2 separate regions of the Homo sapiens genome follow, and region 2 is linked to region 1. Evidence: chromatin loops called from intact Hi-C (ENCODE). Cell type or tissue: endothelial cell of umbilical vein. All regions are shown on one strand. Links, peaks and the distances in the headings refer to the core of each region. The heading gives the core; the rest is flanking DNA.

Region 1 (4,402 bases), core at 148-4,147:
GACAATGTGTAACTCTGTCATCAAAGACTTGTCCAGTGAAATTGTTCAGGAGGACTGTGAGCATGTCAGTTTGTTACAGAGCATAGCTATGTCTGTATTGCTAACTCTCAAGATATCCCTTCCTCAGTTTTATTTTCTTTCAATGTGTACATAAATGTGGTGGCTTTAAAACAGCTTATGCTCAGGATAGAATTAGGATTCTTTTTTGGCTCACAAGAAAACAAGATAGGGAAACTTCTACTGAGCTCTGTTGTGTAGCATGGGGATAGAGACAGCCAGAGCGGATTTTCTCTTTGACTCTCCCTTGGGTGGGACAGCTCCTGGTGTCCAGGGCATGTGCATGCCAGGTATTCTCTTTAAAGTATTCTCATCTTGTTGTAATTATGGGAATGAGTGAATGATGATGATTTCTGAAGCTCCTCAACAGTCCTCTTGACTTTGCCAGATACACATACATACACACACACACACACACACAGAGAGAGAGAGAGAGAGAGAGAGAGAGGAGAGATGTATATATTTAACCTAACAACATCCAAGAACTGGTTTCAGGTTATAGAAGTATGCACTGTTGACTTGCTTTCCTGTGTAAAAATGATGCCCAGTTACTCACCAAGAGGCCTTATCTTAAAGGAAGATTCCCACATACTGATGCTGAGTTTGGCTTGCATAGAGACTGAATAACTTGTTATACCTGATGATGGCATTCAGAGCTGTTCATGACAGCTCTGCTTTCTAGCTATAATGGAACAGGCAGAAGTGAAAATGAATTAAGAAAACAGAATGGGTTCCCTAACACTGAAAATGTAGCAATGATATATAGCCAGCGTTTATGAAATCTCTTCCAAAATGTAAGGGGCTTAATCGCCAAAGAATCCAAAAGAGACTTTACATGATAAATAAAAAGTATTTCTAGTTGATACAGGATTTAAAGCTTAGAGAAATATTTATTTGTTGGCTTATACTCTCCTCTTTCCACAAAGGATTTCAAATAGCTTACATAAACACATATGATAAAAATAATGTCAAAATAGAACTAGGGAATAAGGAAAAGGAGATAAGCAAAAGTAGGTAAACTGTTACCACATAGTAGGAAAACACAACAAAGAGGCTCATAAAAAGACCATTTATTATAAATGGTCTTTATTAAAGTTTCAGATGTAACCATGAGCTTCATGGTAACCAAAGCAAAAAGGGAAATCCAGTAAACCATCAAAAATGAAAAACCATTGTTTCTTAAGGAAGGCAAAGTTTTTCTGGGACTGAAATCTGAAAATCTCACGTAGGATTTTGGAAGAGCTAACCTGTAGATTATGACATTGATTTGCTTCCACTGGAGTCCATATTCACAGCAAGGCTGTCGTGATCTACACAGCAAACACAAAGACCCAAATTACAAATCTCATAAGCAGGCAGAAGCCCATTCCCCGCCAGCCATAGCTGTGCGGAAGACCATCGGAGAGCGATGTTCTGTTCCCGCATCCAGGCCTCACAATAGCATTGGCTAGTTTGGTGGTTTACAGGGTTTCAAACTGGCTTTCCTTCACCCATACTCACATCCTGCATTTTCTTCTAAGCCCTCATGAGAAATTCACATTATCGTTGCCAGAGGCAGAGGACATGAGAGACTCAGTTAACCAGAGAATACAATTGGACTCACATCCTCTGAAAACATTTTTTCTGGAAAGTGAGGTGAGACAGGATAATTCTGATGCACACCTATCCCAGCAAAGTGCATTCAAGTTAATATAGGGTCCTGTTTACAACAAAAATGAGATCTAGAGCAAGCCAGGAAATTTACACATTTGTATGGGGTGATACCATTAGAAAATACCCTACGTGCCAGCTAAAACCTCTCTTGAAATGTGTTCTAATCACCCCCCACTGCCTCCAGTCCCCTCCTGCACATAATGAGTCACTTCCCTTTTTCTCACCAAGTCCTCACCCTTATATAAGGTATTTCCTGACTATTGTAAGCCAGCCAGAAGGTAGCTGCAGACAAGGTTACAAATTGGCTTGATTCAAGGCAGCTTGCTGAAAAGGGCAGGGTGGCTGCAGATTATAATAAGAGTTAATAGAGGTGAAGGTGAAAGGGGGTAAGTGGTTGTTTTAAATTTGGTATTTTTTTTAAGCCATGCAGATATATTTGCCATAAACTCCTTTCCTTATCCTGTTGTTCATCTCCATATTTTAGATTTCTCTGCATTTGTTATATAAAATGGCAAATAAAATTACAGCTACAGCACACAAGTACAAGGTCAAATAAATGACAGAGCTCAGTCTATTTGTGAAGCTATTCTGAAAGGGAACCATGGTGCCAAATGTGGTTTATTTGAATAATAAAGAAGAATTAGATTCCCCTGATAACTTGGCCGAGGGCCAATAAATCACTGGAGGTTAAAGATGCTTTGCAACCGCCATGTCTTTCTTTTGCTTTTCCAAAGTGCAAGGCTCACTCTTCCATTCTGTGTTTTTCAATGCAAATCAAGTTGAGGTTAGTATGTGGCTAATACTCTTACTTCCCTGCTTGTAGAAGATATATATATTTCTTTAGTGGGGTTGAAAAAAAAAAGAAGACATTAGCTTTCCTTGTAAGTTATTATTCTTGTTTGGCATCATGACATCCTAAAGAGCTGGAATATAAAGACAAAAAAGGTATTATTTCAACACAGCAGAGGGATTACAATGATGGAGCCAAGTGTTAGCATTTTTGCAGTTGGTGTTCTAAATGTATTCAATGCTAGGATAACTGGAGTTCTTTTAATAAATGAATGCAAATACTGCTTTATGGCCCCCCTTTTCAAAACGTTTCAAGTAGACATACCTTAATTTTTTTAAAAAAAAGCAGAAAAATATATAATTTTCTGCAGCTTGTGACCACCCCCCTGCCACCCCAACCAGCAAGTCTACATTTGTCTCCTGTACACTAATCATGAAAAGTTCATCACTTCTGGGTGTAACAAAGAAAAATGCCCTTTTGAATGTGGAAGCTCTGAGGGTTTGGAGACTATTGAGAAAATATAAGTATCAAAATAATTCAGAAACAGTACAAGGCACAGTGGCACATTATCAATTTACAACATTTAAATTGATAAATGCTTGGTGGTGAAGGCCTACAAGGGCACTTTGAAAAGCAAATAGCGACCTGGTGAAGAAATTGATTTTTCCCCCCCGAAAATGACTGCATGATGCATCATTTGACTGCATGCTGTCCGAGTGCTTGACAGAGATAATCTCAGCAATCCCACGGGTGACCTTATCGTTCTCACCAGGGCAACTTTGTCTACGTTCTGACTTTGTGCATGTCAAGGTTCCTCCCGGCAGGATCCTTGGGGGAAAAAGTTCCTCTGTTCGATCCAGATATTGAACTGCTCGTTCTTCCCCCCTTTTCCTTCCACCCCACCCTTCCAAATAGGCAAACACGCCTCTTTATTTCATCCATAATTATGAACGAGCCAGGCAGAAGAATACAGCTCTGTGCTCTGTATCTTTGTTGAAGCTCCTAATGCCTTTTAGTTCATAGTTCTTAGGTGATCATCTATATTGGCAGGGATCTTTTCATCAGAAAGAGTAGAAAAAATCCCTAATGTTCTCCTATAATGCATCGCCACCTTGAGCAGAGTGGAAAAACCTTACCAGTTTCTTTCTTCTCTGTAGTTGCAGGGTGTTTTATTTTCCTCCCTCCCCTGTCATCTTTACATAGAACCCTTCTGAAACTGTCTTAAGTCATACATGTCAGTATCTAACAATATTATTCTCTTGCAATCCAGTGATTTAAGGTATTTCTCTTATAACCTTAAAATTATGTAACAATGACATAAGGCCCAGAAAACATGTCACCTGTGCTATTTGGCTTTGAATCCCAGTGGCAGCCTCTTTGCAGAGATTTGATAGAATCCACAGGGCTTCTTCAGGACCGTTGGTGTTTGGAAAGTATTTTTCTTCCACAGGGTAATAATCGACAATTTTTTTACGCCTAGAATTTTTCTGTTGATATGTATGGATGTGTGGATGTGTATGTCTGTTGATCAGTAATCTTCCTGCCACACAGCTTGTCGTTGATAATTACAATTCTTGATTAGCCACTTCTTGAAAGCAGCAAATACCCTGCCTGGTGTGGCACCCTGAAGCTTCAGTCCCCACTGCCTCTGACACCCTCAGTTCACCATATTCAACCCCTTTTACCTCCTTCTTTCATCCACAACATTAATTCTGAGTGAACAAGACGTGCTTCCTTGCTTTTGACAAGATTTGCTGCAGTCTCATGCGACAAAAACCCAACACTCATTCCAGATTCAGAAAGTAGGATTTATAACAGCATTTTAATTTAATGTTGGATGTCGAACATATAAAGAGATCACAGTAGTACTAGAGCTGAAAATTGATGCCTTTTTTATTAGTG
Region 2 (4,402 bases), core at 170-4,169, 89 kb before region 1:
ACCAAACACATACATCGACAGTTTTAGAAGGCAATGTGTTCTTCTTGCATTGAGTGTAATGGGAAGAGAGTTAGAACTGGAAATAGAGAGAAAGTTTTCTGGAAGGAGTGTCACCTGAACTGAAAAATTGTCTAGAAACAAAGTTGTCAAATTATGCAGTTTAGCTTGCTGCCTGATTTTTTTGTAAAGAAAGTTTTATGGGAACCACAGCAATATTTATTTCAGTGTTGTCTGTGGCTGCTTTAGCACTACAATTGCAAAGTTAAGTAGATGTGATGAAGGCATATGATCCACAAAGCCTCAAATATGTACTACATGGCCCATTACAAAAAGTTGGTCAACACCTGCATTCTAGAAAGCAGAAACATATGGTACTATTCAAGGAATCACAAGCAAAGATTAAGGCAGGGAATGGTAGTGTCTGAAGCTGGTGAGGTGGCAGAGTCTAGATCACTGAGATCCTGCACCCCATAGGGAACGTTCGCTTTCTCCAGGGCAATGAGGATCAATGCAGGGTATTAAGCAGTGACACTACAGAGTCAAGCTTGAACTTTGGATCGATTAGTCTGTTTGCTTCATGGGGTATAGATTGGAGGGGGAAAAGACTGTTAGAAAGGAAACTATTAGGAGGTTTGTAGAAGTAATTTATGCTGTAATTAATGAACTGAGTAGAAGTTTGACCATAAATATGTGAAATGGAATATTACATGATCATTATAAAGAAATATATCTGGATTATATTGACAAGGAAAGATAACTACAGTATGTTTAGTAAAAATAATCAAGGAAACTGCCTATACAAACATACAAAACATATGTGTTACTTTATGCATAGAAGAAAAATGAAGAGAATATACAGAAAAATGTCAAAAGTCTTTTGTGGACGGAGAGGAGGTAAAATTACAGGAAACTATCGCCTTTAATTTTACATATTTCTATACTCTTTTTGCATAAAAATAGATTGCTTTTTAATTAGACCAAACAAATTTAACTTCTTAAAGTTACTTGTAGAGAGAGAGAGAATGAGAGCTCATACCATGACCTAGAACAGGGAAGGAGGGATAAAGAGAAGGGTATAAATTTGAGAATGATTAGGAAGTTAAACTAGCAAAACTTAGTAACGTGAGAGGTGAAGAGAAAGGGGAAAAATTACAATGCCTAGGTTTTTGGTTTGGGTAACTGTGATGAATTGTGGTGTCAATAATAAAATAAAAATAAATAACTTTACTGATTACTTATGAAGTTCAAGTAGTCTTATGCTAACTGTACCTTACCCATTTTTAGTGCATTTAAACTGTCAACAAGTGAAGGAGGAAGTTTTATTTTTCCCATTTTGTAGATGAGAAAACTGAGCCTCAGAGAGATTAAGTAGTTTACCCAAGGTAATGTGATTTGTGAGTGGGTTAGCTGGGAAATGAACACAGATTTGATTGATTCCGAAGCTGACATGCACTCCTACCCTCTCAACCTTTAATGAATTTTTTTCAAGCCACATAGATGGAAACATAAAATCAGTTCAGGACATATCGAGTCATCAACATAGAAGTTTTGATCTAATGTGATAAGCTCTGAATAAATAAAACGAAAAGAGAAGGCCTCAGATTGAATTCTGGAGAATGTTTGTAGTTAATAGATCTTAATCACGAAAGTTTTAAGAATAATGGCATGGAATATATAAAAGATTTTCCCCTTTTGTTGTGTTTGGATACTTGACATGCTTATTGATGCAGTTAATAATGCACATTAAAAAAGAATTAGAATAAAACAAATTTGATGCATTTTTCTTTACATCAAAAATCATAGGTCTGATTTTGTCATTTTAACTTAGAGAACATCTGTTGAGTGCTCACTGTGTGCAAAGCATATCGATGCCACAGTCTTGCCTACTTTAAGTTTTTATGTGTCTGAAATTTCCATGGAGCTAGGAAGAACTAAGATCTAAAAAAAAAAAAAAAAAGCCTAATTTTATAAACAGATCTTTGAGCAGATACTAGTTCAAGAACTGTCTGAAATCCTTATACACTCCTGGTTTCCATCAAGCCGTTGCTATATGTTTTGTTGAGGAAGTCTTCTTTGACAACAGCATTTCTAGTTCTGGTTTGGAGAGTTGGGGTTAAAGGTAAACTGAATTGCCTGAGGAAATGCTGTGGGCCTTTGTGAATGGGAGAGAAAACAATGCACCTCCCACTGAGAGGGAAGCAATTTCTCATTGTGTTACTTCACCCTGGCATTCAGCCACCAGAGGGGGCATGGACCAGAGTGAAATAAATTCTGCCAGCTGCCTGGCCTGGCTTCTCTGCCTTCCAGAGAAGGACCATAGCTATCCTCACTTTGAGATGGGACTAGAGCCTCACTTCCCGTTTGATGAGAAACTACGTGATTTACTAGTAAGCCATGGCTGCGCTTTCCCTGGTGAAGAATAAGACGTGCCTTACAGACTCCCTAAAAGGCACAGACTTGCAAACATAACGATGGTTTTTCCTTAGCGCTATATCCCATGTACAGTTTACTTCCTTTCTAATACGTTGTTGGTTTTTATCCAAATATAGATATGAGCTGTCAGAAAGAGAAATCTTGTTGTCAAGATTGACCATTCAACATAAAGTTTGAACATTGCATAAAAATATGTTTTTGACACAGTAAAATGCATTCCCTCTATGCTCATTGTAATTTACTTTATAGTGACTTGCTTAATAGCATAGCATATATCATTTATACTGCTATCCTTCATGCTTTTAAACTGTAATATCCTTTCCTCAATGACTACTTGTCAATTTCACTGATCTAGATTTGATTTCATAAATTAACTAGGCCAATTAAGTAGAGAGTTATCATTAGAATAAGAAGTGGAAGCAAATAAATATTAATCTTCCCTCTCTGAATGTCGGTATTTCTACACAACTTTGATCATACTTGAACACTACTTAATGGAAAAAATACACCCCTCTATTGTCAATTTAGTATTCCCCAATTTAAACATTTATGAGTATTTTTTTATTCATTTTCTCATTCCAAATCCATCCCACTTTGGGACAGTTGTTTCTGTTTCATCAATATAAAATGTGGGGAATGAGCAAATACTGGAACTTCATTATTTAAGGATTCTCATCATGGCAATTTTCATGGCTTTTCCACCTGGCCCCTTTACCTTGTGGGGTATTTGTTTCAGAGCTACAGGAACCGCATCATATATTGGTAGTTTGCCTGCTGTGCCTTTCTTTGTATTGCTTTAGTCATTTTGCACCCTCACAGACTTTTGGGGAACCACTTGGAAATGACAGTGTTTGACAGAGAATAGAATTGGAGTAAAATGCCCATGATTTCAAAGTATCTCTTTCTAAAATCTTAAGAGGCAGGGACTTCTTTCTCTTTTTCTTTTATTTAAATAATTCATCTTACAATATTAATATCTTGCTCTGTCTTCCTTAGAGGTGGAAAAGAGTTTGTCAACACCCTTTTTATAAAAATACTTTGTGTACACACATGCAATGATAAATTCACCCTTTTTAGCCTTTTGTTGCCTTCTGGATTTAATAATTTCAGCTTCTTTTGTCTTTTAAAAATAGATCCTATTTACCATCTTTCATCTTTTGGTGATGGGGGTAGGGGTGGAAAGAGAGGATGCTTTTCTCAGAACCCTTTTAGTTTCTTCTTTCCAAACTGTGGACACATTAGATTGCTGTGGTAATGGAATATCTTCCCAGATTCACTATGGAAAGAGAGAAGCTACCCAGAAGAGGATATGATACAGGGATCTACGGGAAAAATCAACTTGGGACTCCTGTGTTTTGATGTTGACATTGCTCTCACCGTCCATCCCTAACTCTGAACAGAGATAACGTGATCATGTGCCCAACACACACACAAACACACAGTCACATACAACACGCTCATTCACAGAACATACGTACTCATGCACTCATAGCACACATACACACAGCACACACACACAGCCATATAAGTAGCCTATGGAATATTTTGGGACCCATGATGGGGTGACTTCTGGACTTAGGTTTCCCTGCTAGTTCTGATTAAACACTTCGGATCCAAAAGCCAGAAAATCGGAGCTTCTTAGTCTCTCCAAGTTCATTTGCCCCTTACAGCCCTTCAAGCCTCAGTAGTTTTACCATAGTAATAATTTTTCACTAAGAATTTCAAAAAAAGAGTTTGCCATTGGACATCCTTTGAAATACTTAGCTTTGCTTCACTATTTTTTGTAACTTGCCAAAATCACAAATAAAAGGAACTATGTCCTCTAATGCTTCTTCTGTGGTCATTATCTTGGAAAATATGCAGAGTCTGGTCCAAGTAGAGTGCTCCCCAAACCTTGCTGTTACTTTGAGAATAGTTTTAATGAGGCTTGCAGCTGAGCCAAGCTCTCCTGTTGTGCTATTATGTGGGC

Evidence for each region. Peaks named below come from ENCODE experiments on the same cell type or tissue, not always from the same donor. Only the 100,000 strongest peaks of a DNase experiment are listed, where the experiment ranks them.
Region 2: a loop joins it to region 1, with 6 times the contacts of the local background. A loop is called at or near these places in 1 of 110 quality-filtered maps.

The regions. Positions count from the first base shown.
Region 1 is chr14:33,563,061-33,567,462 of GRCh38, forward strand. All of the region lies in intron 5 of NPAS3 (neuronal PAS domain protein 3), which reads left to right. Among named protein-coding and RNA genes, the nearest start is that of SNORA89, 140 kb to the right of the region's middle. RefSeq lists an enhancer at 1,476-2,005. In endothelial cell of umbilical vein, for the core only: no CTCF peak of the experiment used is centred there; a DNase peak (open chromatin) is centred at 1,901; H3K27ac peaks cover 3,620 bases.
Region 2 is chr14:33,473,610-33,478,011 of GRCh38, forward strand. All of the region lies in intron 4 of NPAS3 (neuronal PAS domain protein 3), which reads left to right. Among named protein-coding and RNA genes, the nearest start is that of SNORA89, 230 kb to the right of the region's middle. RefSeq lists enhancers at 1,907-2,517, 4,083-4,402. In endothelial cell of umbilical vein, for the core only: a CTCF peak has its summit at 2,236 (motif pointing right); a DNase peak (open chromatin) is centred at 2,212.